Regions from separate parts of the Homo sapiens genome. Here all the other regions are linked to region 2. A link is an interaction called in ENCODE POLR2A ChIA-PET data of the cell type or tissue named here. Cell type or tissue: CD4-positive, alpha-beta T cell. All regions are shown on one strand. Links, peaks and the distances in the headings refer to the core of each region. The heading gives the core; the rest is flanking DNA.

Region 1 (11,304 bases), core at 1,605-9,604, 930 kb after region 2:
TTGGTTGGTTGGTTGGTTGGTTGGTTGGTTGGTTGGTTGCTCAGTTTGTTAGTAAGTTGGTCGGTAAGTTGATTAGTTGGTAGGTCATTGGTTGATTAATTCGTTGGTTTTCTTTGAATTGTGATCATGTACAACATGGTCAGTGAGTACCATGTATATAGTAGGTCTGTGATTGATATCTGCTGAGTATTCTCACCTCTATGTTATCTCGTTTTATTCTTACAACATCTAGGTGCTCCAGGAAGGGAAGGAAGTGATCATTTCTAAGTTACAGGTGAGAAAACCCTGACTCAGAGAGGGATGGCAACTTGCCCACAGTGCTGCAGCCAGGAAGGGGCACAGAGATCCCAGCCTTGGCCCCCTGATGCCCAGCCTAGTCTTCCTACTTCTGGGCATTAAATCCTGCTGTCCCACAGGACCTGGATAGGCTGTCCTCACGAGAAGTGGGTAAAGATTCACTACAAAAACAACATGACTCATGAATGGCTCTGGATCCCAGGATCCAAGGTTCAAGTAGGCTGGGCTGCCTTCAGAGCTATGGCACTCATGTTCTGCAGGCCAGGCTCTCCAAGACCCCTTGGGGAGAACTGCCTGGCAGGTGTGCAAACCATCAGCCCCCCAGAGCAAAAGAAAAGCAAATGGGCCATGGAAAATCCATGGAGGATGGCCAAACCTGCAGCCAAGCAGGATGACAGCACTGTCCACACTACACACAGAGCCTGCCAAAGAGTCACACAGGTGGCCTTGACAGGCTGGAGCAGAGGGTGGGCTGGGACAAAAACAGAAGGGAAAAGCAGGCCTCTCTATGGCCCCTCACACAGTAAGCCGAGCCCACCCCCAGGGCCCCATACACACCCACCATTCTTGAATAGCTCTGACTCTCCCAGAACTCTCTGGGTCATAGCTGGAGGTGCAGAGTGCTGTGGAGTTAACCGCACAGGCTGTGAATTCAGCCAGCCCAGCTGGGTTCAAATCCAGCAAGGCAGAGGCAGTCGTAGAACTCAGGAGTCTCTGGGCCCCAGCTCCCCTCCAGCCCACTCCATGGCTGCCAGTGTAGGCCCTGAGGAAGTCTAACTGTCATAGGGCTTTTATTTCTGATGAATGAGAGGAAACCCTTCATGGCAACATCAAGAAAAAAAAATGAGGGAAAATAGCATGTTTGTTCCCTATTACTAATCGTGCGGCCTTGGGGTTTTCTTAGTCTGTATTTTTGGTACACTGGTTTTACATAAGCTCATTACCCTCACACCACTCGACAAATTCAGTTAGCAGGTCATCACTCCGGCATCCTCAGAACATCCTGCTGTGCTGCGTGGCATGAATAGCACTGAAAGATCATCCATTTCAAATGAGTGTGAATCTGTTCATTGATTACCTTCCACCACGAGGAGCTCCCTACCACCACCTGGAAGAATGCCTCCCAGGTCTCACCTCCCACTTATGTGGAGCTGAGTGAGCTTCGAAGTCCACTGACTACTGTCCTCCCTCTGGCCCACAACGTAAAGGTGGTGAGCATCCCCAGCTAAGACCCTGCAGGAAAGGGGAGACCACCCCCACCCCACAGGAGAGCTCACTGGCTTCAGTGAGTTCCAGTCCCTGCTCTGCCACCAACCAATTGAATGGCCTTGAGCAAGTCACTCAACCCACACAATCTTCATGGGAATAACTGCAGAGTGCCTTTCGAAGCATCCTACAGGGAGAATGTCTGGAAATGGTTTAGCATAAAACCAGGCATAGGGGAATAATAATAGCCAACACTTACTGGCGCTCATCACAGGCTGGACACTTCTCTCTGTATTTTCCATTCGTTACCTTGGATAGTCCTCGCAAATGCTTCTGTGGTTGGCTCTAATGCTCCCATCCCTGCTTTGCAGATGAGGAAACTGAGACGCAAAGAACTAAGTACCTTGCCCAGGATTTTGCATCTAGTGAGTGACAGATCAGGGGTATTAACCCAGGTCATTTAGTGGTGAGTTCTGTGCTCTTGACATCGGTGCTACAGACCCAGAGAGAAAGAGAGACCCTATGCATAGCCAGTGTCATTACTGCTCCTAAGCTGGGTACTCACTGACAAGGCAGCTTTGCTGGACGGTCATGCTTTGGTATTCTAGGCCTGCTTCTGAGGAAGCAGTTCAGGCTCTCTCTCCTTGGGTAGACGAGGGATTCTCTCTCTGGCACACTGCCTTGGCAGTACAATCAACAAGTGAAAGGAGGAGAAACCTGAGCTTACAAAATCAACCTTAAGAACCCTGTTTCCTAATGTGGAAAGGATCAACAAAGACCTCCAGCGATGCGTCACTCTTGCTGCCGGTCGCTGCCAAGCCCAGCCACCCAGCTAGCGGGACGCACACACACTTGTGCTCACACTTGCTGTTGCAACTTGCCTTCCAGTCCCCCCACCCACCCCCATTACAGGATAGGAAATTCATCCTTCACTCCCTTCCTCCCAGTAAGCAAGATAGGAATGCCAGGGCTGCTCCAAGGGGGAGAGAATTTGCTCACTGGAGCCAGTTCCAAGATAAACAGAAACTTTGTCTCTGATAGCCTGTGAAACCAGACACGCTTTCTCTTCCACACGGTGTGTGTGTATGTGTGCATGCACACACATGTATGAATACACTGGTGAGTGTATTTAAGTGTACATCAGTGTGTGCGAGTGTGTCTGGCGTGTGTGTGCGCAGGTGCACGAACATAAGAATGTATTCGTGAAAGTATGTGTTTGGTGTACGTCAGTGTGTGCAAGTATGTCTGGTGTGTGGTACATCAGTGTGTGCGAGTGTGTCTGGTGTGTGTGCGCGCGGGTGCACGAACATAAGAATGTATTCGTGAAAATATGTGTTTGGTGTACATCAGTGTGTGCAAGTATGTCTGGTGTGTGGTACATCAGTGTGTGCGAGTGTGTCTGGTGCGCGAGTGTGTTGTGAGGGTGATTGGAGAGGGAGTCTGTGTTGAGCCAGGAAGCGCCACCAGGAACATCATTACTAAGAATCAAGAGAGCAGGTCTAAACCGAGAGTCCCTCAACAGTGAACCCTGGAGGAGACTCCCCCTCTCCTCCTCTTGCTCCTTTCCATCCATTCCCAAACCCCTTGGGCGGAAAGTCCCGAGCCCCTCCAAGCTGTTTTATGCTTAATGAAGCTGAATTTTAACGAGGAGAAATATCAGAGATTAAGTTATCTGCCTGCCAATGAAGACAGTGCCCTGGGTCCACTGGTCAAATTGGTCTAGCAAAGCCACTAGTGTCAATCAAATCACCAGAGGTCAGAGCTAGCAGCAGCTGAAAACCCATGCGGTCAAGCCAATCCATTTCACAGATGAGGACTTCTGGGGGAAGAGGAAAAGGCAAATCCAGCACAGGCTGGGGACCTACAGCCATGTGCCTTTACATCTGTCCTCCTGAGCCCTGTGCCAGCCTTTAAGACAAGTGTCCACAGTTCCTCCTTGCCCTGGAGGCTCAGGTGGGTGAAGGAGAGCCAGGGATCCAGGCTGCTGACTCCTCACCTAGTGCTCTTTGATCTCAGCTCCTACTGTCTCAGGTTTGGCTTTACTGACTATTTGCCGCACAGTGGGGTGTTCAGATTTGGAGCTTGAGTGGGAAGGGAGATGAGCGGATGTATTAGAGTTGGTGGATTTTGCTGTTGACTGGCTGTTCGCATTCAACCCAGACACCGAAGCCTGCTCGAGAGGTGCAGTCATTGTCCCTTCCTTCCTGTTCCTTCAGTCAAGCCCCTCCCATCTCTGGGCCTTGCTTCCCTGCCTGTGTGACCTCCTCTGAGGCCTCCTGAGACCATGAGGCCTGTCTAGGGAGTCGGGTCCCCTTGTGCAGCACTGGACCTGGCTCCCTGGAGCTCCATCCAGCCTCCTTCCCTGCTCCTCCAGCGTCTATTCCAAGCAGCATCCTCTCTAGGAGGCTGTCACTCACGGAGCTTGGGATGCTGCACAGAGATCAGAGATGGCTGCAGAGGAAGGAGCCAGCCAGAGCTGGAGCGAGAAACATAGGGCCTGCCCTGGGACAACCCCTGCTCGGCGCCTCCCTTCCTGGCCCTGCCTCTAGTCTGGCCTCCATGCTCTCTTGCCTCACTCGACTTCGTCCCCACTTTTCCGCTGACTTGCACATCTATCTGTGTCACTCTCCCTCCCTCTCTCTCGGAGACAGTCTCTATTCTTCCTGCTCCATCTTCCCTCTCTCCTCTTGCTGGCATCTCTCTGCTTCTGTCTCTGGCTTTTCTCCATTTGACTTTGTCTTTATTTCTCCAGGTCTCTCTTCCCTGTCAGGATCTCTCCCATCTGCTCCTTTCTTTGTCTCTACCATGATAGGACGAGAATCCAACAGCCTCGGGTTCAAATCCAGGTTCAACCCCTTGCAAGCTAGTTGATCCTTTTACCTCTCAGAGCCTCGGTCTCCTAATCTGTAAAATGGAGATAATAAAATCTATCTCACCGGAATCTTAGAAGGGTTCAATGAGGGAATAGCAGGAAAATAGTAAAGAAGCAGGACGCAGTGGTGGTTGAGAGCGGGAGACAACCATGGCAGAAGCGTGGGCCTGGGAACTGGAGGGGAAAGACGGCGCCTTCTCCTCCCCACGCCCTCTCCTTCCCCTGCTCCTCCTCCAGTCTCCTCCCCATCCTCTCGCCGTCTCTCTGTTCCTTATAACGGGGCTCAGTAGATGCTCAGCTGTCGCCCCCTTGCTCCTGTGCTCATTGTCCCTCTCCCCAAGAAAGAGCAGTGCCCAGCCGGGTGCAGTGGCTCACGTCTGTAATCCCAGCACTTTGGGAGGCCGAGGTGGGCGGATCACAAGGTCAGTAGTTCGAGACCAGCCTGGCCAACATAGTGAAACCCTATCTCTACTAAAAATACAAAAAAAAAAAGATTAGCTGGGCGTGGTGACAGGTGCCTATAGTGAAAGAAGAAAGAAAGAAAGAAAGAAAGAAAGAAAGAAAGAAAGAAAGAAAGAAAGAAAGAAAGAAAGAAAGAAAGAGAAAGAAAGAGCGAGAGAGAGAGAGGGAGGGAGGGAGGGAGGAAGGAAGGAAGGAAGGAAGGAAGGAAGGAAGGAAGGAAGGAAGGACGAAAGAAGTGCCTGAAGCCCATTCCACATAACAATAAGCAAAAGAAACCTCTAGAAATAACTCCTTGGCCACATGGAAGGAGATGCCCCTTTTTTTGTCTATAAAATTGGCAAAATTAAAGAAGTCATTGTTAACACCCAGCCTAGGAAAGAGAGCAGGGGATGTGAAGGTGCCCATGTGGCTGACGGGATGAAGGAGCAGAGATTGTGTTTGTATACATCTCTGTGTGCCTCCTGCAGGCACTTTTTTTTTTTTTTTTGACAGAGTCTCATTCTGTCACTCAGGTTAGAGTGCAGTGGTGTGATCTCAGCTCACTACAACCTCCATCTCCTGGTTTCAAGCGATTCTCCTGCCTCAGCCTCCTGAGTAGCTGGGATTACAGGCACCCGCCACCATGCCTGGCTAATTTCTGTATTTTTAGTAGAGATGGGGTTTCACCATGTTGGCTAGGCTGGTCTCAAACTCCTGACCTCAGGAGATCTGCCCGCCTCAGCCTCCCAAAGTGCTGGGATTACAGGTGTGAGCCACCATGCCCAGCCTCCTGCAGGCACATTTGAATACATGAGTGGGATATGGACAACAAATGAATAATAATATTTTATATAATGTACCATATAATTTATATATGATGCACATATACATTTAGACATATGATTTTTATATGTGTAACACGTAACGTGTATATATTTATATATACAATACTTAAGGTATGTAAAAAATTGTGACTTATCAGGTGGCTCACGCCTGTAATCCCAGCACTTTGAGAGGCTGAGGCAGGCAGATCACTGGAGGCCAAGAGTTTGAGACCAGCCTGACCAACATGGTAAAACCCTGTCTCTACTAAAAATACCAAAATTAGCTGGGCATGGTGGCATGCACCTATAGTCCCAGCTACTCTGGAGGCTGAGGCAAGAGAATTGCGTGAGCCCAGGAGATGGAGGTTGCAGTGAGATGAGATCATGTCACCACACTCCAGACTGGGTGACAGACAGATTCCATCTCAAAAAAAAAAAAAATTGCAAATGAGAACATTGTAGCAATCTAAAGTGCCTAGAAATGTCACTGACTACCTTGGGAAGTAGTGAGTTCCCCGTCATGGAAAGTGTGCAGGCAGAGGCTGGAGGGCTGCCCATGGGAGCTGCTGGGAAGGTGAGCCGTGTCCAGGAGAGGAGGTACGGAGAACTGGGCACTCCACGGCCCTTGGTTCTCAGTCTTGATGGCTGCTCAGCAGGAATGGGCTGGGGAGGGGGCATTGTCCCCTTGCAAGGTTGGGGGTCTGAGCCCAGGGAGGACAGAGAGGACCAGAGGAAGTGTCAGGAGCAGCCAGCCTTGACTTCTCGTTCTAAGTCTGGGGTTTCAGGCGGCCTGGGAATGCCTGGCCATGCAGGGATGCTCAGCCCTGCTGCAGCCTCCACACTGCGTGGGAGGAAACAGCTGACAGCAAGGCTTCAGATGGGAACCTGTGACTGTCCCCCTCTCTCACCACCACCGGCATCCCCGCACCAAACTCCTCAACAGGGCCAGCAGCGGGAGTGAGTTCGTTCCAAGGAATCGGCAGGCTGGGGGAGGGATTGGGTCCTCCAGAAATGAAACTGGCACCAGCATATGGCCACTCTGCTTGGTACCAGGGCATATGGGGAAAGATGCTAAGAAATGCTGGTTCCTCATGCTCTACGGTCTAACCCCGGGGGAGCTGGAGTCAGGAAGACCTGGCTCTGAATCCCAGCCCTATACTTACAGGCCTAAGTCACTTGTTCTGTTTGAGCCTTACTTTTCTCTATAAAATGGGATAATCCTAGGCCCTGTCTTCTAGGGTTGTGCCAGCTCAGACCTAACACCCTGCAAGTGCGCAGCAGATGTGAATTCCTTCCCCTTTTCCTGAGCAAGCTCGTGAGGGTGTGTGAAATCTGTGAAAACTTAGGGCCCTAAAAACGGACAAGAATAAGAAGGTTCAAATCCTAGACCCATCTCTGCCTTACAGAGTCCCTTCAATCAAGTCCCATTCCCTCTCTGGACCTTGTTTTCTGTTCGAGAAATGAAGGCCTTAGCCCTCCAAATTTGCCCCAGACCTGTGGCATCAGAATGAGCCTAGGTAAGAGCAAAACCTCTGGGCTTTGGAATCCGTATCTTCAAAGCTGCACAGGGAACTCAGAGGCAGATCAATATTTAAGAAGCATGACACAAGATGCTGCCTCATGTCATGACCTGTTTCTATCCTGATGGCCATCCTGAGAGGCAAAGGGGCACTGGGGTTGGTCCCGTTAAAGACGGGGAAACAGAGGCCCAGGGAGCTGTGTCACTCCGGGCGGTAGAGAATCTGCTGTGCTCTGCTCTCACCCACTTTTTCTTTTCTTCAGAAAAATAAAATCAAAGCATCATCATAAGGCCATGACTCAGGTACCCCTCTTTCCCCAGCCACAGGGCACGCTCCCAGCACCTCTCAGATTTGGGAGCTCTTGAGCCCCATCGCAGAAGTCTCCTGGTCACAGCTCTCGCTCCACTCTGGGTGTTTCTGAGAGAGACAGAGGGAGACAGGGTTCCCGCAACGTCTGAGTCTTCTCTCCCCTGCCTGCAGTCAGAAGTAAAAGTCCTTACTCATTTTTGTAGGAAAGAGCCAAGGCAGGGAGTCACAGTCGGGTGGGGGCAGGGGGTGGAATGAGGCCTGTTTCTTGGGGGCAGGGCAGCAGAGTTGTGAGTGCTGTGAAACCCCCTCTGTATTTTGCTTTCTCCCTCTGTTTCGTCGCAAAGCGGTTCCTTATTTGGGGAGCATCTGACTATGATCACGGCTCCATTTGCATGAGAAGTCTTGGGAGGGAAAAAGAACTTGTCACATTTCTCCCACAAGAGTATGTTCACACCAAGAACAAGGGAGATGCCAACAGTGGCCTTTGCCGTCACCAGAAGTGGCAGCTGAGTTGAAGAATTTCCTCCTCGAGGCACGTTCTCCCCCATGTCTCTACGAAGTGACTTCTCTCTAGGGAAAGTGGATCTCCCCGTCACCAGTGAGGCCTCCCCACCCACCCTCTGCACTCAGCGCTCCAGTGAAAAATATGTCCTGTCTCAGCTACAGGTTTATGAGGCCCCGTTTCAAAGATGACAGTCTCCTCTCCAGGCGAGAACGGGAGAGCCAGGGCCAACTGTTACAAAACAGGCTTCTTGGAAGGAAGCCGGTGGGGGTGGGGAGGGAGACCCACAGTCAGATAGGACGGCATTTCCCAGGAGCCCCACAAGACTGCACACGATTTCAATCAGGGGAGGACACTGGCTGTTAGCCACTCCGCCTCCCAGCCAGACCCATCCAGATGTCTGCAGAACATCCTGTCACCCGCAGGTGCCACGCCGCCTCCCTCCGGTAGTCTTCCCTTGCCCCGGGGCAGGAGGGCACACCTGAAACACACCCCAGCCCTCAGGCTCTCCAAGGCCAGGCATCACTGCTCAAACCACTCACACATGGGTGCAGGTTACAGCCCACAGTACAGCCAGCACAATGTTGGACATGAAGTGAGGCACAGGCCCTGAGCTACTCCAGGGCTGCTGTTCTCGGGGGGTGACATTTCCAGGTGTTACATAGGAAGTGGCATGGTGGCCCTGTTTGTACTCAGTGGAGGATGTATTTCCAGAGGGAACTCCCAAGCAGGAAATCAAATAAATGCTCCTTGTAGTCAAAGGGAGGACACAGACGCCATGGCCCTGAGCACAGTAGAAAGAGCCAAGAGGCAGGGAGCTGCAGCAGAGTTCAGGCCCTGCCTCCTGGGTTCTGAAATACTGCTGTGTGCAAAGGCAGAAGCAGAGAGGACTCAGTATGGAGGGCCTGGGGTTGCAAGGCTGGGGACCTGGGGGAGATCAAGGCCAAAGCCACGGCAGCTGATCAGCATAGGCCCAGAGGAGTTTCTGCAGGCCTCACCGGCTCCTCAGTGGGACAGACAAGTACCCTTGTTCAAGCCCCCTCAACCTCCTTTCGAGCCTGTCATGCCTGAAAGACATTCTTGTTCTAGGGTGCGGGTTCCATCATGTTCCACCCCAGGACTGCTAAATCTCCAGGTTGAGAGCTGGTCCCCAGGATAATATTACCATCCACAGATATCCGGACCCAGTGGATCCCACTGGACTCCAGTCATGCCTCACAGCACATTGGGCAAAGTGGAGGGGCAGGCCCCTTTAGAGAGTTCCAGCTGAGCAGCCTCCACAGGGCACCTCAGCTTCTGCCATTCTCCTTGGACGCTGCTGCTGGCAGAACGTCCTCCCTCTGCACCTGGAGTGGGGAATATGGGCCACATCTTTTCTCTGCCTCACCATCTGACCTTGGCGGTCCCCTTCCCATTTTGGGGTCACACTGTCTTCAGCTGATCAAGAGCAGCCTGGCCGAATGATGTCTGAGGCTCTTTTCTGCCTGTTTCCTCCTGAAGTGGTTCCTTTGAATCTGAAGTTAAAAATGGCAAGATTCTGCCCTCTGAATTTTGTTCTCAGAAGGGTCAGGTTTAAAACCTGGGCTCAGAGCAAAGCCTAGGAATTCAGCAAGTTCAGGTCAGCATGGATTCAGTCCTTTATCATCAAGCAAAGGCACGGCCCCGACCTCCCGCAAAGCGTCTCTGTCACTTTCACCGCCGTACTGGAATGGCCCCACTTTTGTGCTCTCTTGTGATCTTCTCTTTCCTCCCTGCCTGCCCCTCACTCTGCTCTGCCTCCTTTCCTCCAACAGCATCATTCTGCAGGGCCAAGGCAGCGCTCCCTCCCATTTGGACATGAGCTGGGCCTTAAAGGTTGGAGAGAATGTCAGCGGGGCTGAGTGCAGCCTGGAGCTCTTAGATCGGGGCTGCAGGCAGCCTCAGAAGAAACTAGCGTCTCTGTGTGAGATTGTGCCCATACCCACTTTCCTGGAGTGGCTTTAGTCAATGTCTTAAAGTGTTCTGTGACCCAGAAAAGGCTCCAAACCCAAGCAATACCAGGAGAACGCTGGAGGTGTGTGATCCACACCTCACACTCTTTACGGAGGACCTGCTGTGGGCCAGGAACCGTGCCGGGTGCTGCACAGACCGTGGTGATTAAAGACTGTCTTCAGCCGGGCACAGTGGCTAACACCTATAATCCCAGCACTTTGGGAGGCCAAGGTGGGCGGATCAGGAGGTCAGAGTTTGAGACCAACCTGGCCAACATAGTGAAACCCCATCTCTATAAAAATACAAAACTTAGCCAGGCATGGTGGCATGTGCCTGTAGTCCCAGCTACTCAGGAGGCTGAAGCAGGAGAATCACTTGAATCCAGGAGGCAGAGGTTGCAGTGAGCCAAGATCGCACCACTGCACTCCAGCCAGGGCAACAGAGCAAGACTCCTTCTCAAAACAAAACAAAACAAACAAACAAAGATGTCCTCATGGTGCTTGCAGTCTCTTGGGAAGTGGGGAGTATAGGTCTCAGGCACAGAAATGCAGGCAATGTACATGGCAGCTCTGCAGGCGAGTGGTCCCTGGATGGGCCCAGGAGGTGGCTGGCAGCCCACTGTGGTGCAGGTAGGGGATTGGGGTCCTGAAGATGGAGAAGCAACAGGCTGCAGCCAAATCCAAGTCCAGAGGGGCCGGCTGGGAGCCTGGCCTGCAGAGGGTTTGGGGTCAGGAAAGAGTGAGCAGGAGGCCAATGGGAAGGCCACGCAAGTAACCCCTGTCAGGGGAGGGTTGAGCGGGATGAGCGACTCCATTTGACAGATGAGAACACTGAGACATGGAGGGATTAGGCAGCTGGAGAATGTCCAGTAGGATCCTGCTGTTGCTTCACAAGAGCCCCCATCTTCCAGGCAACATAATGGGGGCCAGTGGGAAACCCCAGGCATTGAATGAAAGAAACTCATCACCTACCATCAAAACCTGCTCCCTCCTCCAGAGGAATGTTGGTCTGTGAGCTCCTCAGAGGTAAAGCTTGGTTAGCATGTGCCAGGCATGCAATAGAAGGTGGGTAGTTACCTAGATGAAGAAATACACTGTCGGAAGGTGGGGAGGTGACTGTGGCCCCATCAATGACATGGCAGGACCCCTCCTCACTTAGGGGCCGAAGGGTGACCGAATCGCCCAGGGAACAGGTTCTGTATCTCACACCAAACCCTGCCCCCAACCACAGGATGGAAAATCAATACGGAGTCAGAAAAATTAATAGTCAATGGGTGGAGAGTTAAAAACCGCAGCTGAGCTCGTGTTGCTGTTTCCAATGGACAGAGCCCGGAAGCACCGCTTTTTTAGTTCAGAAAATATG
Region 2 (10,649 bases), core at 1,799-9,798:
TTGCATCACTTAGAAGTCTTTGGGGTCATTAAAGTTAATACTGAATCCTATTTCAATTGTACATGTATTTATTAAATACCTACTCTATGCCAGGAACCATACTGGACACTGAGAGGACAATGATGAATAAGACCCACTTACTCACTCTTCCTCCTAGTGAAGCTCATAGTCTAATGGCAAACGCAGACATTGAACATAGACCGACATGCATAAGGCATGCAGTGGAAGGGAAAGCATGGAATGGGATGGGAGCCATCGCAGGAAGTGTAAAGAGAATATTAACTATATTGGGAAGATGAGGCTGCAAGCTTTCCATGAAGAAAGTGAAAGAAGTGAAATGTAAGCTAAAACATTCGTATACAGGAACAGAAAGCCCTACTTTTATTATAGTATGTGCTAGTATTAGTCTTCCACAGTATTGGTGTTCTATTAGTAGAAAGATCTGTGCTATCTCTGTGTCCTGTTCCGGCAGCACTCTGAGCATCCTCCAACATGGGAGAGTGAGGAAGCCGCATACTGTCAGATCTCAATGCCACAGTGTCATAGATGTCTATGATTTGAGGAACTCAGTCAGGGTGGCCGGTTGAATGGCTGTGGATGGAACCACCAACTCCTGATTGGCATTCTCCCTGCTGCACTTCTGAAAGGAAGGAAGAAAAGAAAATCTTGCAGGCACCCACACATCCAAAAGGAAAAAAAAAAAAAACATGTCAGTTGTACCCACTCATGTCATGTCTGCTTAGTGACAGGCAGAAGTACGCCCACTCCTGGTGGCCCAAACTCCAGAAGGAAAGTCATGTTGGAGCTGCCCACACTCTCAAGGATGACATGGGAGCTGGGTCAGCAGGCAAGTCATCTCCAGCATCTCAAAGGGCTGGGGAAAGAGGGAGGGCCTAAGTCAGGTGTAATGGGCCAGTGTTCACCTCTTCTTCTAGACTAGGAGAGCCTTGAGGTCAGGGATGACCAGGACTGAGTCTGGGAAACTGATAAAGAAAGATATGTTTATAAGAATCACTGGGAATAATTAGAAGGGCTTCCTGTTGCATGGCTGCCTTAGGACTGTGAAGCTAACATAAATGCTGGAAGACTCGCTGAGCAAGAGAAAAAGAAGAGCCCCATTCTGAGGTTCAATTCAGCACTGCAGTCTCTTGCCTATCTAAAGAATCACAGAAAGCCTGATCTCTCCATGAAAATTCACTTCTCCCATAAAGAGTTCAACCCCTCAACTCCCCAAAACACCATTAAGATCAAATCACTGGGAAATCTTTTATCTGCCATTCAGAATTCAGCAAAAGAAGCTTGGAAATCTGCTTATAGACATACCACAACTGACTAAGCCAAACATGGGTGAATGCAGAAAACAAGGGATCCATTCGTTGAAGGATTACCCAGGCCTTTAGTTGCCATCTTTGCAAGCATCCTTGATACCTCTCCAAAGCCTTGAACTATCAACTAAAGACCAAGAAAGTCTACAAAATCACCAAGGATCCTGATGGTGCATGTAATTGCTCTAAGAAGCTGGACCGAGAGGAGCAGTGACATTTGAAGTAGTATAGAGCTAAAAGAAATGACTTGTTTCCTCTTTGGTTTATAATCTTTGTGAGTTTTTTAGAGAATAATTGAAGGGGATAACATATTATCTATTCACATAGATAAGAATGGGTAGATAAATAGTTGGTTATAAGGAATCTTTTGAAGTTAGATTTTTTTGTTATCATAGAGCAAGGAACATATTTGACAAGCAATACCCTAACACTTGGGCTGTTATCTGAGAACCTCCCAGGTTGCACACCTATGCAAGTAGGGAACTGAATATGTAGCCTACTTGTTCTGAAGCTAAGCTAATCTGGATTTACATTTGCAACCTACTGGGTTTCATTTATTCAACATAACAGTATAAAATTATACAGATTAACTGATAAGATACTAATAATTTGATTGATAAAATGGGGTCCCATTTGCCATATTAAACAAAGGGGAGCTGAAAGAATAATTGAACTGAAGAGGCATTTGAAAGCTGTCAGAAGAGAAGCAAAGGCAACATAAGCTGAGAATACACAGGTCTGCTTCCATTTGGTGGGCCATAGACAAGCCTTCTTTGAGGAGGTGATCTTGGAGCTGAAGAAACTGTTGCTTAAAACACAAAGGAAAGATGGCAAAGGTTGAGAGATGGTGGTAGCAATAGAACATGGTATGGGAAAATGGGGGGCTATGCAGTGACATCACATGGTTTAGTTTATCTGAGGAGGTATCCAGTGCATCCTTTGGAGGCCAAGTCAAAACATGTGAACTTCTTCTGTAGACAGCAGGAAGCCCTGGAGTATTTTCAGCAGAGAAATAATATGTTCAGAGAAACATTTTAGGAAGATAAATCTAACCATGGTGTGAGGGATGTTAGAAATAGCCAATCTGGAGACAAGGCAATCAGTCATGAGGCTCACGCTTTGGGAAGGAGGAGAAGTGAGGAGTCTCTGTGGTCCTTGAGGCTGAAAATTCCAGTCTGGTTAGACAGGACTCCTGATTCCTCAACACCCAAGGGGAGAAACTGGCATGTCTATGTTCTACTTGTTCTCTGATTCCCCTTATGTTAATATTATCCTCTCTTCTTGGCTGGGAGGAGGTACCAGTAAAATTAGGAGTGTCAGAATGAGCTGCTTTTTTGGCCCACGCAAGCCACTTACATTTTCAAATCATTCCTATCACTCTCAGCTGACAGGCATAGGACTTTGTTCTGATGCCTTCATTCAGAATGGAGCCTTGGAACGAGGCAGAAAGACCCCCCCTGCTCAGGTTTACCCACATCACCCTCACTCAGACTCTGTTTCTTTGCTACAGCATGGGGGGTAATAGGAACACCTGCCCATGCGGCTGGGCACACTTAGCACACTGGCTGGCACATGATAAACTCTCACTCAATGCTTCTTGCTATTACAGGTCTGCAATCCCTTACCTACAATTCTGGAAGCCCAAACGCTCTGAAGGCTTACATTTTATGACTTATTTGACTGCAACAACTGGCCTGATCTGAACTCATTAGGCAGCAAAAGTTGACCTGGACCGACACTGGGCTGTTGATAGTCTTTATTTATCCGACTTGGTGTGCATATTCATACATTTTTCTGCAGAAATATTAATGGGCTTGATTGCAGGGCACTGCCCCAGGCTCCACTGGGGGTGTTAAATAATACTGAGTGCATGCAACATATTACTGTTCTAAATCTGAAACATACTGAATGCCAAAGGGCACAAAGGTTTCAAATATGGGGTCATGGATTCATATTGCAAAGCTTGTATCTTTTTAAGGAGTGGTTGGCAGCCTTCACATCTAGATGCAAAAAGGAAGAAACTGTTGACACGGAATAGAGTATTACTTTTTTTTTTTTTGGTCTTTTCTTTTTATTTGTCAGATGCTGAAATAAGAAGTGAGCTTCTGAAATGCCTGTGGGTGGTGCTGGAAGCCCAGGGTGTGAAGCCCACCTCCCACCCAAGGAATTTCAGTTTCAAAAGTCTGACTCCGCTTTTGTCTCGGCATCCTGTTGAGAGAACGTGAATGGAGAGGAGAATTTGGCTATTCTTTGTCTTAAAGATGGGACACTGAGGTTTTGGGAGTTTCAGGACCTAGTGATAGGTCCTACAGGCTGAACAAAATGGTGCCAGGACAGTCTTAACAACTTTTGAGTTTTGCATCAAACAGTCATAAGGCCAGAAATATCTTAAGCAAGGCTTTGGTTCTAAGACCTTCTTTCTTTAGATCCTGCATCAGGTGAACCATATAGTAAGTACTCAGTAAATCTGCATGGGATTGGAATGACTCTGTTTTCTTTCTCTCTCTCTTTTTTTTTTTTTTTTTTTTTTGAGACAGAGTGTTGCTCTGTCACCCAGGCTGGAGTGCAGTGGCGCGATCTTGGGGCACTGCAACCTCCACCTCCCATGTTCAAGTGATTCTCCTGCCTCAGCCTCCCAAGTAGCTGGGACTATAGGAATTTGCCACCATGCCTGGCTATTTTTTTTTTTTTTTTTTTGAGACAGAGTTTCGCACTTTAACCCAGGATGGAGTGCAGTGGTGCGATCTCGGCTCACTGCATTCTCCACCTTCCAGCGATTCTCCCGCCTCAGCCTCTTGAGTAGCTGGGATTACAGGTGCCTGCCACTACACCCAGCTAATTTTTGTATTTTTAGTAGAGATGGGGTTTCACCGTATTGTCCAGGCTAGTCTTGAACTCCTGACCTCAGGTGATCCACCTGCCTCGGCAACCCAAATTGCAGGGATTACAGGCATGAGCCACCGCAACTGAGTGATTGTTTCTTTCTCATATCTTCTCCTTTGTCCATTCAGCAGCATAGGGAGGGACACTGAGTATCAAAGAGCAGCCTTTCACCTCCTAAATGCAGTTGGCAGAAGATTAATGGTGGGATTGGACTAACACAATCAGTGTTTAGGTAAAGTTTGTGTTTGAGCTACTACAATAATTTTAGGGAGTCTGCTGGATCTCTCTTCTTCTTTGTTCTGTCTGCTGAATAGTGGGCCAAGATGACACTCTGAGCTTTCCACCCTGAAAGACAAACACCAGAATCTTGGGACTAGAGTCTTTGGCTTGGAGATTGTGATGCCATGAAAAAAAAATTCCCCAAATGGAACATGTCTTCAAGGAAAAGACAAGCAATGTTTTCTGGGTGGTGTTGATACAAAGGATCCTGTGTGAAGAGTTTGGAGACCTGTTTCATTCCACCACCAAAGTACCAGCAAGGGTCCATGAACTGGGGGATTTTGAAAACTCTGTAGAAACTCAGAATCTTTTTTTTTTCTTTCTACGTGCATAAGCTATGTTGGAAAATAAGCACACTGCCATCATTCCAAGTGCACCTCAAGTCCTACCTCATCTGCAAAGCCTCGATTCCTTTTCACCTTCACTGTCTGGACTTTTTGCAATCATTCCCATTCCTCTTCTCCGTGGGGCTACTTCCAGAGCCTGCAGTGTCAGGGAGCTGTGCACCGGAAGCCTTGAAGGGCTAGTTGGTCTTCCCTGTGTTTCCTGGGACGTTGTTGTTTAAATAACTTGCCATCCACCCACAGTTCTGGATCTTCACATATTTAAACAGAACTACTGTCTCCCTATTATCTGCCACACCAATAGGGTAGGGGTGCCATGTTCTTCTAGGAGGATAGGCTCTAACCCTTGGAGTCATTGCCAGCTCTCCTCTCTTTTCTACCTTCTGGTTCTAAGTTGTTTTGGGCCAAAGAGCCCTTTGAGACTCAATGACACTTTGTCTCTTCCCACATGGAAACACACACGAGTAATACTATCTTTCTTACCATTTCCAGGGGTCACTAACCCTCAGAACTTCATCCCTGGGCCCCCCACCCTCCATCAGTGCAGGGTTTCTCAGAGTAGCCCGTGAACCACTGCAGTGGTTTGCTTTAACCCAGATTCCCAGACCTCATCCCTAGACCTACTGAGACAGAATGGACAGAGCAAGGAGGACAGATGAGCTGCCCAGACCACGTGGTTAGTATGTGGTGACCCTGGGATTCAAACCCGGGGACTGGCTTCCAAGGTAATGTTTTCATTACCTCGATCACAAGGGGGTTTGATAAACTAAGCAATCAGAACTTGCTGGTTTTCCAAGGAAGAATTGACAGGATGATTGAGAGAGAGAGAGAGAGAGAGAAAGAGTGTGTGTGTGTGTGTGTGTGTGTGTGTCAGGAAGGTTGCAAAGTAGTATAGTCAGAGTTAGAGTGGCCTAAGATTTAGGGAGGAAAGCAATATACACTCAGACTCTGTCCCCAAATGTCTGAACTCTACAGTGATCAAGACACTGCTGAGATGTTCCCATTACTAGGTGCATTTTCCAACACATGATTTGTTCCAGCATCCCCTCCAGCTTCCTAAGGACACCCAGGAAAAGCCAATCTTATCTGAAAGACCATACCCTTTGAACCCAAAGTCACTGGAACTCTTGACAATGCTAAGGATTCAAGATCTGCTGCCCCTGAGGGAACAGCCCAGACATAGACAGAGGAGGCAGAGCACCAGCGTCCTCACCCCGTGGGACTTTCCAGGCAGGCTGACCGGAGCAGGTTTCTGTGAGAAACTGATAACTGGGCTGGCTGCCCCTGGCCTGCCTGCCTGCTCGAGACAGGGAGTGACAAAGTGCTGCATCACCTTTTTCTCCCGCGGTTCGGGTTCACACTGCTGGGCTGGGCTCCAGAGGAACTGGTGGTTAGTTTTGTGGTCACCCAGCAGTTTTATGAAGGCCCTTAAGGTGCTTCAAGTACCAGGTGGCCCCAGCGTGGTTTAACTGTCTGGGGGCCCGAGCTCTCTCAGTGGCCACCTAAGTAAAGTAGACAAGCTTCATGTGAGAATTGTTCAGTTGGCCATGGCGATTACATAATGCACTAGAGGTGCAAGGACCACGCTTGCTATTCAGTAAGATATTACAAGTTCATACATTGTAAATTAATAAATATGCCAGCCCTCTTGTGGCATGTGACAGTGAATCTAAAGCAATTGGAAACATCCATCGCCTCATCTGAGAGTTACAGCAACCCCATTGGATGCCTTGTGGGTTCCATGCTGCAGATGTGCAAAGTGAGGATGGTCAAGGCTGAGGGTCTGTCCAACTGACCAGACAACAACTGAGAGCCTTCCACAGGTGATGTCAGATTATTATTCCACAGCCCCACACAATCTGGAGTCTCCCCACTTTGCAGACAATGAAACTTCCCTGTTTGTAGTCTAATTCTTTCCCAGCTAGCCCCTCTCTCTCACTGGAACATCTCTCTGAAAGCTGTGGCTTACAGCTCTCAAGCAGGTAGGATCAAGATGGCTATATTTGCTCTTGGTTTTCTTCCCAGATGCTCTGTCAGACAGCACTTCTTAGCACAAATACAGAATACAAAATAACTCAGACCGCCTTTCAAGAGCCCTCAGGAAGCTTTGGGGTGACATTTTAACTGCCTCTTCACTTGGTCTCAGGCCTTGTTTTTTATTTATTTAAACATCCATCATAATCTGAGTACCAAGAATATGACCAGGCATGGACCAGCAGCTGAAAACGCAGAAGATTAAAGACACGGCAAACACTCATACACATACATGCACAGATTTGTTCACACAAACACACATATATGCACATGCACACACACACACACACACACACATATGCACACGCAAACATGTCCCACCTGTGGAAACAATAGTCAACTGGGGAAGCTACCCAGCCTGCTCACTGACCACTTATTACATATGCACCCAATGCTGTGTAAGGCACTTCACTTTTTTGCAAATGTGGCTTCATTTTTTTCTCACAATTCTTTTTATCACTATATATTGTGAAATTACCATCTTGGTGTGCGTGGATGTGTTTATAGTTTTGTTCTCACCAGGTATGCATAACCTGTTGATGGAAGAGCCCTGTCTTATTAACCCTTGCATTCGTGTTCATTGATTCACCCTCAAAATGTTTATTGAATGTCTAATATAGGTCAAGCACAGGCTAAATACAGACTTGGGGATGTGATTTTTGCAAGAATAAATAAATGAATGAACACAAGATGAAGAGACTAGGGAGAGAGCAGGAGTGGAGGCGTTGGGATGAAAGTCCTTGTCATCTTCCTGAGAGGAGTTGAAGAGCTTGCACTCAGCAGAGACAAAGGGATGGAGCCTTTGAGGTGGTTTACTGTGCTGAGATCCAGCTCTCCATGAGGAACCATGGACCAGGGGCAGGCCCATCCACCCCTTTCACTATCACTATTCACATCTGTAAAGTGATAGCTGTGAGTCTCTACCCCATAAGGGTCATTGGAACATTGGAGAAGCTCTGACATGTAAAACAATTAGCCAAGTGCCTGGACATCCCCAGTAAAGTCTAGTGATTATTAAGAGTATAAATAGATGCACAAGCAGACTAAACAAGCATTTGGAAATATGTGCATTTGCATAAACATATTGGTAATTAAACAAAACAACAACAAAAAAAAAAACCAGAAGAGAGAGAATTACATAACCAAATCTCACCCTTTATGATTTTAACTCTCTTCCATCATCTGGAGAGAAGTCTTTGCAAGTTCTGCAATAGAATCTTAACCTATCATTAGAAAACTTCCTTGAAGGTTGAGGGACTCTGGCCCAGCCTCTGGAATCATTTGGATACCCCTGTGTCCGGACCCTGGCCTTTCCCACCCCTACCCTCACCACCCCCATGGAGCAGACTCTCCTTTTCCTTCAGGGCTGATAGTAAAAGACATATAGTTCCAGGTCCCCTGAGCTGGAGGGTAATCCAGCTCACCAATTACTTGAAATTAAAGTCAGGTAATTTGAACCCATCTGTTGGACACCTGACCACAAACCACCTCTTAGCTAACCCTGAGCTGGATCCGATTACTCCCCAAGTGCCTGCCCGGCTTCATTATGCCACGGCCATGGGAAGGGAGGAAACCAAGAGGTTACTGGGGTCTTCAGTTAGCGCTTTGTCATTAGCGTGGTTATTACCCGAGTCCTCCCTCCCAGCAGACTTCAAGATATGGGAGATGGGAGGGCTAGCTGGTAACCGGACCAGAGGCTCCCAGGTCTCACCAGATGGAGTGGAGCCTTCATCAGAAGGGCCAGCAAAGGGCAGGCAGCTCCCCAGACAGGAGTGGGTGGATTCCAGGAGGCCAGACTAGGACTCCGTGGCTCCATCTCAGATGTGCTACAGATGGTTCTTAGGGGCAATTATGGGGAACAGGGCAAAGCCTGGACACTGGCATCTGTAAGTCTGGGTTTGATAAATAGATCTGCCCCTTAATAGATACTGGGAAGTTTCTTGAACAACAAAGCCTCAAGTTCTTTGCCAATACAATGAAAATTGTGGAAATTAACTTAGACTGCCTTTCTAGAACCAGAGCAGACTCAGAAGTCTCCATTAAAGGGGAGTGTACCTGGACAGTGTCACGAAAGCCAAAACAGAGGGAATTCAGTCACCGGGTATTGAGGGGCTCAGGGGCAAGTACCCTGTCTCTATTCTAGGAATTGGAAATCAAAGCTCACAGAGGTTGAGCTCTGATCAAAGAAGGATGAGTAGATGGAAAATCCACTGTATAGATGCAGATGTAGCCATACCATGGGCAAGCGAATGGGGAGAAAATAGATATCAGATTCTGGAAATGTAGATAGGGATAACATTGCCTTTCTTCCACAGTGTCAGATGGATTCTCAACCCTGTGACCCCATTCTTGGTAGCAGAGTTTTCTTAGAGAAGTCTTTAATACCACAAGAATATGATTACCCATTTCTCCCAAATATGATTACATTTTCAGCTCCATTCTGCATTTTTTCCCTCTGGAAAATTGAGCATCTTATGCCCAAGAAAAAATGATAAAACTCCATTTGACTTCACTAGGGCAGAACTAAGACGGTTTTTGAACTGAAATTAAGTTGATACATTGAGAGCTTCTGTCATCGTAATACAACATCAGGAGAACAGGCAGGGAGGAGTTTATCCTAGTAGCGTCCCTCCAAAGTTCTAGTCAAGTGGAGAGGGCTTTTTGATGTATCAAAGACAGTGCTATCTTTCAAACTGCATTCATATTCTAACGTCCTATCATCATTGTAAAATAATGACAGAGCTAACATCCAACTTTTTACATGTATTTATTTATGGTTTTCAGCAGTCAAAGCAAGGAGGCACAGCCAGCTGCCTTTCACATCTGGCTCTAAATGAGCCACGGCACTGGCTCTGTCCACATTTGCTGTATCCATGGTACTGAGGTCCTGGCCTCTCCTCAGTTGGCAGCTGCACTGGCACTTCTCCTCATGGTGGCTGTCCCTCAATATTGGCAAAATACATTCAATCAAATCTGCAGGTGATTAAACTTCAGATGTCTCTGAGCTCAGCAAAGTGAGTGTCTTGATGTCAAAGACGGACAGTGCTTTAAAGCATTCCACTTCAATTTCTTCCTCACTCTCTCCCACTTCCGACATTGCTGATCAGTGGTCACCCAGCCCCTCTTTCCATTGCCCAGTTGATGGGGCGCTCACCACATCACAAGTAGCCTATCAGATCTGCTACCCTTATAAATTAAGACCTGGAGGAGTCAACACCTGCTAGTCTTCCTAACCTCAATCCATGTCACCTCCGAAAGTGCACTGATCTCCAGCCACACTGATCATATTGTCCTGAGCAATGCTAAGCTGCGTCCTGCCTCAATGATAATGAATTTGCTGCTCCCTGCCTGAGAGAGGGGCCCTTTTCATCGCTGCCCACCCCTGCCCTTTGGTGTCAGTTCAGGTGGAATCTTTTCAGGGACACCTTCCCTGACCACCTCATCTACAGTGGCTCTTACTGCCCTGGACCTCTATCCACTCCCGATCCTCTGAGCCCATCTTCATCCCCTTCATAGTACTGCCAATGTGGGAAATGATCTGGCCTATGTATGCATTAGCCTGTGTGTGACTACGTACTGTTTATGCATGTGTTTGCTTGTGCACTACCATATTCTGTTTAAGTACATGTTCACCTGTGTACAATCATATACCGTTTGTCCGTATGTACCTGCTATCTTAGTCTGTTTTGTGCTGCTATAATAGAGCACCACAGACTGGGTGATTTATAAAGAACATAAATCTATTTCTCACAGTTTTGGAGGCTGGGAGATCCAACATCAAGAT
Region 3 (11,304 bases), core at 1,816-9,815, 230 kb after region 2:
TGTTTTCACTTTTTGACTATTGTGAGTAATGCTGCTATGAACATTCATGCACAAGTTTTTCTGTGGACATTCTTTTTTTCAATTCTCTTGGGTATACATCTGAGAGTATAACTGGGGGCTGAATTAATCTGTTTTCATGATGCTAGTAAAGACATACCAGAGACTGGGTAATTTATAAAGAAAAGAGGTTTAATTGACTCACGTTTCAGCATGGCTGGGGAGGCCTCTTACAATCATAGTGGAAGGCACCTCTTCACGAGGCGGCAGGAGAGATAATGAGAGCCAAGCAAAGAGGAAAACCCCTTACACAACCATCAGATCTCTTGAGAACTCACTTACTATCATGAGAACAGTATGGGGGAAACTGTCCCCATGATTCGATTATCTCCACCTGACCCCACTATTGACGCATGGGGATTATTCAATTGAAGGTGAGATTTGGGTAGGGATACAGAGCCAAACAATATCAGAGGCCATATAGTAACTCTATGTTAAACATTTTCAAACCATTTTCCAAAGTAGGCAAACTATGTCATAGCTCCAACATGCTCCACATTCTCAACAACACTTCTTATTGTCTTTTTAAAAAGTTCAGTCATAAAGTCAAGGCAAAGCGGCCTCTTATTGTGGCTTTTATTTGCATTCTTAAGCGACTCATGGTGTAAGAATATTTTCATGTTTTCACTGTCAATGTGTATATCTTCTTTGAAGAAACTTTTTTCTTCTGGGAGAATTTTTAACTGTTTTTCAATCCTTCTATTGAATTATTAATTATTTGCTTTATATTTTTAATTTGTAAGGACTCTCTATTTCTCAATAGTTTTAGACAAACAATAGTTTCTCTTAGGAAATTCATTATAACTTTATTTGTAGTTTTATTAAGGTGTTTTTCTACTCACTCTATTTGCTCTATTTCCTCTATGCTTTTTCCTTTATGCTTTGTTCTCTGTCTTTAACATTAGCCAGTTTCTTAAAATGTTTGGAGACCCTGATTGTTCATTCATATTTAAGAACAGGGCACTGAAATATTGACTGAAACCTTGTGTGTGTAAGCAGGGCTTGCAAACTGGGCTTTCACTATGCACAGTTGGGAGATGCTCAAATATCCTTAACTGCAGCTCTATTCTCTCAGGCTGGTCAGTTTTCTAAAGATTAATTTCTCCAATTTCCTGCCTAGGTATACAAGTCAGGCTTTCAGTTGTCTGGGAGTTGACAGGAAAAATCTTGCCTGGGGTCTCGTAGTTCTGTAGTGGTTTTCACTTACCTATCCTGTCCCTTTTTATTCAGCTTGACACCTGACCCCTGTGGCTGGAATCCTACAATCCTGTACTGCTGTCGCTCCATCTTCTCTGAGGGTGGGTGGAGAGAATGGTCGAGAGAATGGTCTGGCTGTATAGAGTAAGGAAGGAGAATGAGGGGGCTGCTGCTATTTTCTCAGTTACAATTTCATTCCAATTTTCAAGCCCACCCCACATTCTGGCCTCCAGAGGTAACTGGACAATCACATTTCTCTTCATTTCTTCTTCTTGTTGCAAGAATCTGCCTGTTTCTGAGTGTCATCCCTGTGCAGAAAGTGAGGCTCTCCTCTCTGCTTTGGAGGAGCAGCAGCCACGTGTTCATCCTCCATGTTTGAACACATCGCATTTGCTGACACTGAATTTCTAATTCTCTCCATCTTTTGACTGTATACTTTTGATATTATTTTTACTCTTCTTTTCTTGGTTTTCAGGAAAGCAGCAGAAATGCATATTTTCAACCCACCATATTTAAGCAGAATTCGCTAACAACATCTCTACACTCATCAGCTCCATTCCTTTGATCATGGAAGGAATGAATAAACAGAGTTTTTGCAGTGAGTCCCAAACAGTAAACCACACAGCAGATCACAAAGAACTTTACTATTTTTTAAAACAGTAAGAGCTCATGCTATTACTCCAGTGTTTCAAAGATGTGTTCTGTGTAGTCAATTAAGAAATGCATCTTATCTCTCAAGTTATCTTGGTAACTTTAGTTTGTTATGATGACTTATCTCAGTTCACCACATACAGATGACTACTAAAAACTGGTAAATATATATGTGTGTATCCACCTATATATTCATCTATCCATCTATATCCTGATAGGTATGTTTATATTATATACATATGATATGTGTATATATAGACAGATACGTATATATATGTATATATGTATGTATGTGTATATAACTGAATTCATATATGTATATTTTTATTTGTATTTATGTATTTTTTCTTCTTAAGAAAAGAAAATATCAAGAACAGACCAGACAATTTTGTGAAAGCCATGTCTATTCTCTGCTTCCCTAAGATTTATATGCAACATGAAATTACTCAACTAAGGTCTGAATTTCCACCTTAGGTGTGCTAGGACATTTCATACGTCACCACTCATATCCAAGGTATTTTAGAATTATGAACAGTGAACAGTGAGCAAGTTCACAGGCCCTTTTTATTTTAGCACTTCATTTAGTATCTGGATTCTTTGACAACTGTTTAGTCTTGGCCACTGAGGAGACTTGATGACAAAGTCAAATTGCTAATATATAAGATACTCTAAGGATCTCAATATCTTTTTGTCTTTCTCTCTCTCTCCATATATATATAAACATACATATACACAAAAAATAATGCAACTTTAGGTAGATGTAGACTTAGAGATAAAATGAAAGAAATACATAGGTATAGCATACAAGTTTTAAATGCATTCAAGATAGGAAATCTCTCTTTTTATTCTCTATTGTGGAAAAAAGCCTATCTGCCCCAATTTTGTCACCCGATTCTTTCTGTATACTAAAGATCTGTAAGTGCACTGATTTCATTAGAAGGTGGTATTTCCATGATGCTTTAATTAAAAAAAAAAAGCCTGGTATAATAACCACCCAGAGTTCTATTTAAGTTGTGGGTATGATGTTTCCTGGTGTGAACAGCAGTAACCGTCATGTGTTTCCATGAGGAAATTTACTTCGACAACTTTCGTTAGATAACAGGTATATAACACACATGTCTCCCAACTTTGGAATCAGATTTCAAACGCAGTCTTTGCTAAAGTGAAGAAAGTCGTTCAACCCCTATAACTGCATCGAGTGACAAGTGCTGGAAACTAGGTAGGATGGGGATGTGAATACAGAGCTGGGCAGGGGTGGGGGCACTGACCACACCTCGCTTCTGTCCCATCTCTCCTCTCTAGCCATTCCCTCTTGCATTTACTGCAGGACTCAGGGGCCAACCTGCTAGGCAATAAGAAGGGCCAACTCAGTCTCTAGACACAGTTTAATCGTTTTCAGCCTCAGAAGGGACCATGGAAGACGCATCTCTTTCCTCTTTACTCCTGAAAACAGTTAGGAGGGCTCTTCTATGGGGGATTTTCTCCGAGGGTCATCTATATATGCAAAGTGAATTCATTGAGGCCTTAAAAATCATAAGCAGTCTGGGACTGCTTCTATAATTTAAAATAAAGTGATGACATGAATATTTACCGGAAGATTTTGTTTAAATAAATTATGGTATATATATTCAATGGACTAATATGTAGTCACTGAGCAGGCAGATATAGCTCTACAATGACAATGAAGATTTCAGTGACCCATTGTTGAGGGATAGATTTGGTTATAAAACAGCATTTAAAAAATATAGTATGGTTTCATTGATATAAACACACAGATCACAAAAATATATTCCTGAAAATATGTTCAAAATGTTAAAGCATACCTTTGGTTTGTGAATTGTCAGGTGAATTTTCTATTTTTTCCATATATTTGATTTTTGACATAAACATATATTCATTTTATAATCAGAAAACAACAACAACAAAAGCTATATTTTTGGATGGAAACACAAAAGATAGCATTAATTTGAAGGCCAGGTGCAATGGCTCATGCCTGTAATCCCAGCACTTTGGGAGGCTGAGGCCGGCAGATCACCTGAGGTCGGGTGTTTGAGACCACCCTGACCAACATGGAGAAACCCTGTCTCTACTAAAAATACAAAATCAGCCGGGCATGATGGTGGGAGCCTGTAATCCCAGCTACTCAGGAGGCTGAGGCAGGAGAATCGCTTGAACTCGGGAGGTGGAGGTTGCAGTGAGTAGACATCATGCCATTGTACTACAGCCTGGGCAACAAAAGGGAAACTCCGTCCCAAAAAAAAAAAAATGTATATATATATATATACACACATATATACATATATATATATACACACACACATATACATATATATATATACATATACATATATAGAGAGAGAGAGAGTAGAGAGAGAGAGATAGAGTATGGTTTCATTTATATAAACACACAGATAAAAAAATATATTCCTGAAAATACATTCAAAATGTTAAAAGTCATACCTTTGGTTTGTGAATTGTCAGGTGAATTTTCTTTCTATTTTTCCATATATTTGATTTTTGACATAAACATGTATTCGCTTTATAATCAGAAAACAACAAAAAAGCTATAGTTTTGGATGGGAACACAAAAGACAGCATTAATTTGAAAGACTGCTGACATTCATGTCTCAGAGTTGTTAATTTTATCAGTTAATGCCCAACCAAGAAGTCCTCACTCCAAAAATCTTCATTTTGCTCATCTACAAAGTAGAACTAACAATAATGCCTATCCTCCAAGAATAGGTACGCAATGGGAAAGTGTTTGTGAAAATATGAGATGCAAGATAATGAGGTGGTGAGTACAGGCTCTAGAGCCAGGCTTCCTGGAGATGAACCTCAGTGCCATTGCTTACTAGTTGCGTGACCTTAGGCAAGTTACTTAAATTCTCTGAGCCTCAGCCACCTAATCTACAAATCAGGTAAGTAAATGTATCCTCACAATGACTGTGTTAGAATGATTAATTCAGCTGACAAGCTAGATTCATGATAAACACTATATGCATGTTTAATAACTAAGTAAAGTCTATGTAGCACACTCAGCTATAGAATTACAACCTTTACCTGCCCAGGTAAAAATCTTCTTTAAAGAATCATATGCTGGAGTTACGTGCTTCATATAGCCTTTTCTTGTTGTTCTATTTTGTATACATGTATGAGCAATACACCAAAGGTACCAATGAGGCCAAGGATGTGAAACTCATCATGGAAATAAATGTGACTACTAGGTAACAACGGAAGACAATCGATTTGCTCTTTTTTCTTTTTCTTTCTCTCTCTCTCTTTTTTTTTATAGACTGTTTTAAGCAGGTCTGCTCAAAATCAGTACTTTAGTTTGAATAATTTTTCTGGAACTTGACAAATGTATACATTGAAAGCATCTGCCATGTTAATTGAAAGGTCTTCATTACTAGCTGTCCATACCTGTTAGAGGCCATCTTTTCAACTAAGATGGCTTCCACCTAAATCAAGAATCAATTAGCAACATTAATAAAACAACCCTGTCAACTCCCATTAGGCGTAGGCCAGACCTTTTTCTTCTCTATTAACCAAGCAATTGCTAATCACTATTTTTATCAATATCTCAGAAACATGATTCGTAATTTACCTCTGCTAAATAAATAGTACCGATTGGTTACTGACTTTGAGCTTAAAAGACTCTCCCAGGGGGAAGGGAAGTCCATATTCCCTGTCATTTCCTGCTTGTAAGGGGCAAGAGGACCGTGACTGGGACAAAACAAACAAACAAATGTTTTTTCAAAGGATAGAATATGCAGGATAGATTATGTGTGAAGAAGTGAAAGAGAAACTGATGAGAAGATATGAGAGGAACATTTGGTAAAATAAACAAAAGCATGTCAAAAAGACGCCGAGTGAGTTTGCTCATTGTCAGTTCAGCCAAGAAGTTCAATTAGTCAGCAAGCATTTTCTTAGAAAGAACATCCTCAGTCCTCCATGGGAAGTGCTGGGGGTACAGGATATGTTAGAGGGACCCCTGCCATCTGAGATCTCACATGTAGTGCGAAAAACGGGCAGGTAAAGACAATGATGTGAAGTATGGTAAGCTGCTTTCATAGAAAATGCACCTGTAGAAGTTCGGGAGTGGAGTAGGAATAAGCCTGGGGAGAATTAATAAGAAAAGAATTCATTCCTCCATTCTCCTTCATAGTTTGGTGTTGAGGGGAGGGCAGGGAATGGGCTGAGTGTTTAGCATTAGATTATGAGGTCTGAATTATAAATAGTATTGCAAATTATTTGGTCCCAACTTCTGTGCTTTTCATGTATCTCTTTTAACCGTTCCCCAAGACAATTTTCCTGGCTTCTGTTTAAAATCCTCCAGTGGCACAGAACTCTCTACTTCTAGAAACAGCCCATGCCCACTCTGACAGTTATGATTCTTGGAATATTCTTCTCCCTGAAGATTCAGAAATTGTCTCTTTCTTTAGTTTCTGTAACTCTAATGTCAGCTGCATGGAGTCAAGTCTGTTTGATCATAAGGAGTGGTGGAACCAGGCCTGGAATTGGAAATCCGGGATGTGAGTCTTAGTTTCCCCACACATAAGTGTTGTGTCTTTTGGTTGCTTTTCTCTGGGAAATAATAACCAAATCTGTCATTGCCCACAAGGAAGGTAGAATAGTCACATGAGACAAAGTATGTGAAAAATAACTTGTGAAATTGTTAATTGTTAAGGGTATTGTTATCATCAGTTTCTTTTCAACAGTACAGTTCTGGAAATTCGAAAAACAAAACAAAACAAAACAAAACAAACAAACAAACAAAAATGCTGTTTCATTTGTTTCATTTCTGTTCTCAAGATCTTGATTTCTTGAAACTGTTCCCACGTGCAGTGAAACGCCCTTCCTGGAATTTAGAGTTTTGACTGTAATTTTTGTCTCAAATGAGTGGATCCAAATACAAACGTAGCTCTGGTTTGTCGTGGTTGTGATCTGCAGGGTTTGCCAGTTTCATCTAGGTAGTATGACACAGGAAATCACTGAGATAGTCCACTGCCAAAATCCATGGCCCCAGTGACCCCACTTCATCATTTTGTATTAAAACAAACAAACAAAACTTAAACTGTGAAAGTTCTGTCTCTCAAGGAGAGTATCAAGAACATGGTCACAGGAACCAGTGTGATGAAGAAATCCTGAAAATTACAGCTGGAAGGAGCCATTAAGATCATCCAGGCTAATGGTCTCATTTTACATAAGAAGAGACATTACAGCTTGCTTAAGACCACTAGCTTTGCGATAAGTGAACACCAGGCTGCCGCCCATTTGTCTTAGAACAATGCCCCCAAGATAGGGAGTGAATTTTGAGCAGAGATTATGAACATATGAACATAGACAGAAATTTTTATGGTGGAGTTGCCAGACAAAAATATAAGATACTCAGCGGAATTTGAATTTCAGATGAACAATAAATAATCAGTATAAGTATGTCCCATGCAATATTTGGGACATACTTAGACTACAAAAAAAAATTATTTCTTAGTGAATCGAGAGGCAGGCGCATTGTTAAATTTGATGGCATTGCTAAATTCCCTCCAAAGGGATCACTCCAATTGGCCTTTCCGACTAGGTATGCTTGAGAGTGTGTTAGTATAACTTCATACATTTTTCCAATCTGACAGGTAAAAAATGGCACCACAGTATAATTTGCATCACTGTTTCTGGGATTATGAGTGAGTTGTGATTCTCGCTGTTGCTGCAAAGGGTTTATTCATATCACTTTTTTGACATCTTGCTTTTTTTTTGAGACAGAGTCTTGTTCTGTTGCCAGGCTAGAGTGCAGTTTAATAACGTGATTATTTTAACTTACATATTTGATTGTGAGAAAGTAGCCCTTTATCTATAATGTGACTTGTAAACATTTTTCCAATTTTGTTATCTATCATCTGATTTTCTTTTGATGTTTTTGACCCCTAATAAATATTTTATTTTATTTTCAATGTGATTGAACCTATCAATCTTTTTCCGTGTGCTTAGTTTGTGGACTTTGAATCAGACAGATACAGCTTTGTGATACCACGGTTATAAAGAAATCTACCTGTTTTTTATTTTCTTTTTATACTTTCATATTTATGCTTTAAAGCTTTAATGTATTTGGATTTTCTTCTGGTAAATGGAGTGAGGTAAGAATTCAACATTTTTTTTTTTTCTGATCACTACTCAGAAGTTCCAACATCATTTATTGAAGAGATCTTGTTTGGCTAATTGAGATTCCAACGTCATATGCTACATTTCTGAATTTATCTGTGCCTATTTTTGAACTTTCAAATCTTTTCCTTTGATTACTCTATACATTGATGTGCTGATGTCATATGTTTTAATAGTCTTTAAAATATAGTTTTATATCCAATATGGTCAATCATTATTCACTCTTTTATTTTTTAAAACATTTTTACATTTATTTTGTGTGAATTTTAGAAGCACCTTTGTCTAGTTCCAAAAGCAAAACAAACAAAACAATTTTAGTATTTTTAAATTGCAATCTCATTTAATATATAAATAAAATAAAGGAGATTTGATATCTTTATTATGTTGAGTTTTCCTTTCTAAAATCTTTTTCTGAACTTTTGTTTTCATTTGTTCAGAACTTACTTATGTCCTTCAACAGCGTTTTAAAGTTTTTTTGTAAAGGTTTTGCATATCTTTTATTAACTTTAGTCCCTGGCATTTCATCTTTTTTGGTTCTGTTATTAATGGGAGTGATTTCTTTCATTATCTTTTCCAATTATTCATTGTTTGTACATATTGATTTATGTTTATTGGGTTCAAAGCCTACTATCTCACTATTATGTCATTATAGAATTATTATTTGTAGGCTTTTTTTTTAACTTGACTCTCTTGGATTTTCTGGTAATCAATTATATACTCTCACTGCTGTAATGAAAGTATTTGCTTCCCTTCCTTTTATTTTTACTCCAGTACAGTGTTGAAAAATAGTGGTCACAGCGGGCATCCTTGTCATATTTCAGAATATAGTGATGTGACTCTACTGCCTCTCCAATAAGTTTATGCTGGTTTTTGGGTAGAAGAATGAGTGAACTTACTGTAACTCTCTATCTACATAATCTATAAACCTATATATGTTTACATTTATATCTGTATCCATAGCCAAAAATATGTATGTATATCTTATATATAAAGCTATATGTCTATATCCATGTATCTATTTGTAATTATCTATATTTCCAATATTTCTATGTCAATATCATATTGAAGAAGGGTTTATATATTGCAATATTATTGAGGATTTAAAAATTTCTTTTATAACTTTATGGAGGTCTAATTGGTGTACTGCACATATTTAAAGCGTACAATTTGATACATTTAGATGTATTTATACTATACATTATCCCAATAACACAATAAATATACTCATCACCCCCAAGTGTGTACTCAAACACCTTTGGAATTGCTCCTTCCCCACCCTCTTCCCCACGTAATCAAGGCTTTCTATCACTATAGGTTACTTTGCCCTTTACAGAATTTTATCTGAAGAGAACCATTCAGTATGTGCTTTTTTGGTGATGGGGGGAGTCCAACTTCATTTACTTAGCATAACTTTGAGATTCATCTGGGTTTTTATGTTGTGTACATCAGTAGCTTATTACTTTTTATTGCTGAGTAGTTTTCCATTCTACAACTATATCACAATTTATTTATCCATCTATCTCTTTATGGACAGATAGTTTCTAGTTTTAATTATTACAAAGGAAGTAGTTATGAAGAGTTTTGCACAAGTCTTTATGTCAACGTATGTTTTTATTTCTCCTAAGTAAATATCTATGAGTGCAATTACTGGCCCATATTGTAGGCATAGGATTAATGCTTTGAGAAACTACCAAAATGTTTTCCAAAGTGGTTACCCTCTTGCATTTCCATCAGCTATGAGTAAAAGTTAGTGTCTCCACATCTTCATCAACAGCTGGTATGTCAGTCTTTCAATTTTAACCTGTCTAGTGTTGTCTTATTACAACTTTACTTTGCATTTTCGCTAGTGATTTATGATGCAGCAATTTCTTCCTATGTGCTTTTGCCATTCATATATTTTCTTTGGTGAAGTGTCTGTTCAAATGTTTTGCACATTTTTAATGAAGTTGTGAGTGTTCTTATTAATTTTTGTTGAGAGTTTTAAAATAAGATCTATATGTTAAATTTTTTCAAATTTATTTCAACATTTATGGAGATGACTACATAATTTGCATCCCTTAGGCCCATTAATATGATGAATTTCCTAATAATGGAGGACCTTTGCATTCCTGGAATAAATGCTACATATCATGCTGCTGAAATCAGTTTTCCAACCCTTTGTTTAAGATAAGTACATCAAGTTTGATAAGTAACATTGTTAATTTATATTTTTGTCCAATGTATGTCATGTTTTGCCAACAGTCTTATTCACTTGTCAACTAGTGAGTTATTCATTTCCAAAATAATTGGGACATTGTGCTTCTTTTAATATTATCAGAAACAGTTTAAGTAGTATGAGGCCTTATCTGCCGTTTAAAAATTGCCCTGCTCCTTGGAAAAGTGAGATTGGTTCAGGAAATATATAAGATGAGCCTGGAATAAATTGTAGTGCCAGAAAGTGTGCTAAAAAAAGAATTGCGCAATGATGAAAGTATGCAAGACACAGAAGCCAGTGGAAAGTTTTTCAATAGGCAAAGCTCTAAAAATTTAAGCAACAAAATAAAGTAGCATTGAATTATACTGATATAAATAAGTGATTAAATAAATAAATAGGGGCAGAAGAGGCAAATACATGATGCATATGAGTTTCAGACAATTTATGTAAATATTCTACCCATAAGTAGGTGGACCATAGCTCCCGGCTCCTCAAGGACAGGGTGTGCACAGGGACTTTCCTTCTAAAGAGTGCAGTATTAAAAAGTAGGGAAAAAAATAACTTCATAATGGGAAAACCTGTCAAACACTACTTCAGCCAGGTGATCAAGGTCAGCATCAGCAGTCGTAAGTTATGTAGATAGTAGGTACCCCTCATATGATGTGATAAAGAGGGCATTTTACTTTCCTGGTCTTCCTCCCCAAATCTCATAACCTCAATCTTTCCACAGGAAGACATTAGACCAATCTCAATTGAGGGACAGTCTGCAAAATACTTGAAAACTACTCTTCAAAACTGTTAAGGTCATCAAAAACAAGGAAAGTCAGCCAGGAGTGGTGGCTCACACCTGTAATCCCAGCATTTTGGGAGGTCAAGGCAGATGGGATCACCTGAGGTGAGGAGTTCAAGACCAGTCTGGCCAACATGGTGAAACCTTGTCTCTACTAAAAATACAAAAATTAGCCAGGCCTGGTGGCGTGTGCCTGTAATCCCCAGCTACTCAGGAGGCTGAGGCAGGGGAATTGGAGGTTGCAGTGAGCTGCGATAGT

The links. Peaks named below come from ENCODE experiments on the same cell type or tissue, not always from the same donor. Only the 100,000 strongest peaks of a DNase experiment are listed, where the experiment ranks them.
Region 1: POLR2A ChIA-PET joins it to region 2 with 5 read pairs; 2 of 35 experiments call an interaction of 5 or more read pairs at or near these places.
Region 3: POLR2A ChIA-PET joins it to region 2 with 8 read pairs; 4 of 35 experiments call an interaction of 5 or more read pairs at or near these places.

What each region holds. Positions count from the first base shown.
Region 1 is chr14:99,125,549-99,136,852 of GRCh38, forward strand. LOC105370659 (a long non-coding RNA gene) reads right to left here. Exons shown (of 4, transcript XR_001750879.2): 3 at 10,914-11,018. Among named protein-coding and RNA genes, the nearest start is that of BCL11B, 140 kb to the right of the region's middle. RefSeq lists an enhancer at 8,620-9,343. In CD4-positive, alpha-beta T cell, for the core only: no CTCF peak of the experiment used is centred there; no DNase peak of the experiment used is centred there.
Region 2 is chr14:98,192,380-98,203,028 of GRCh38, forward strand. It overlaps LOC107987207 (a long non-coding RNA gene), which reads right to left. Exons shown (of 2, transcript XR_001750875.2): 2 at 9,614-10,649. Among named protein-coding and RNA genes, the nearest start is that of LINC02295, 62 kb to the left of the region's middle. In CD4-positive, alpha-beta T cell, for the core only: a CTCF peak has its summit at 3,424; DNase peaks (open chromatin) are centred at 3,462 and 6,162; H3K4me3 peaks cover 2,189 bases; H3K27ac peaks cover 1,708 bases.
Region 3 is chr14:98,426,790-98,438,093 of GRCh38, forward strand. No RefSeq gene overlaps it. Among named protein-coding and RNA genes, the nearest start is that of LINC02914, 280 kb to the right of the region's middle. In CD4-positive, alpha-beta T cell, for the core only: no CTCF peak of the experiment used is centred there; no DNase peak of the experiment used is centred there.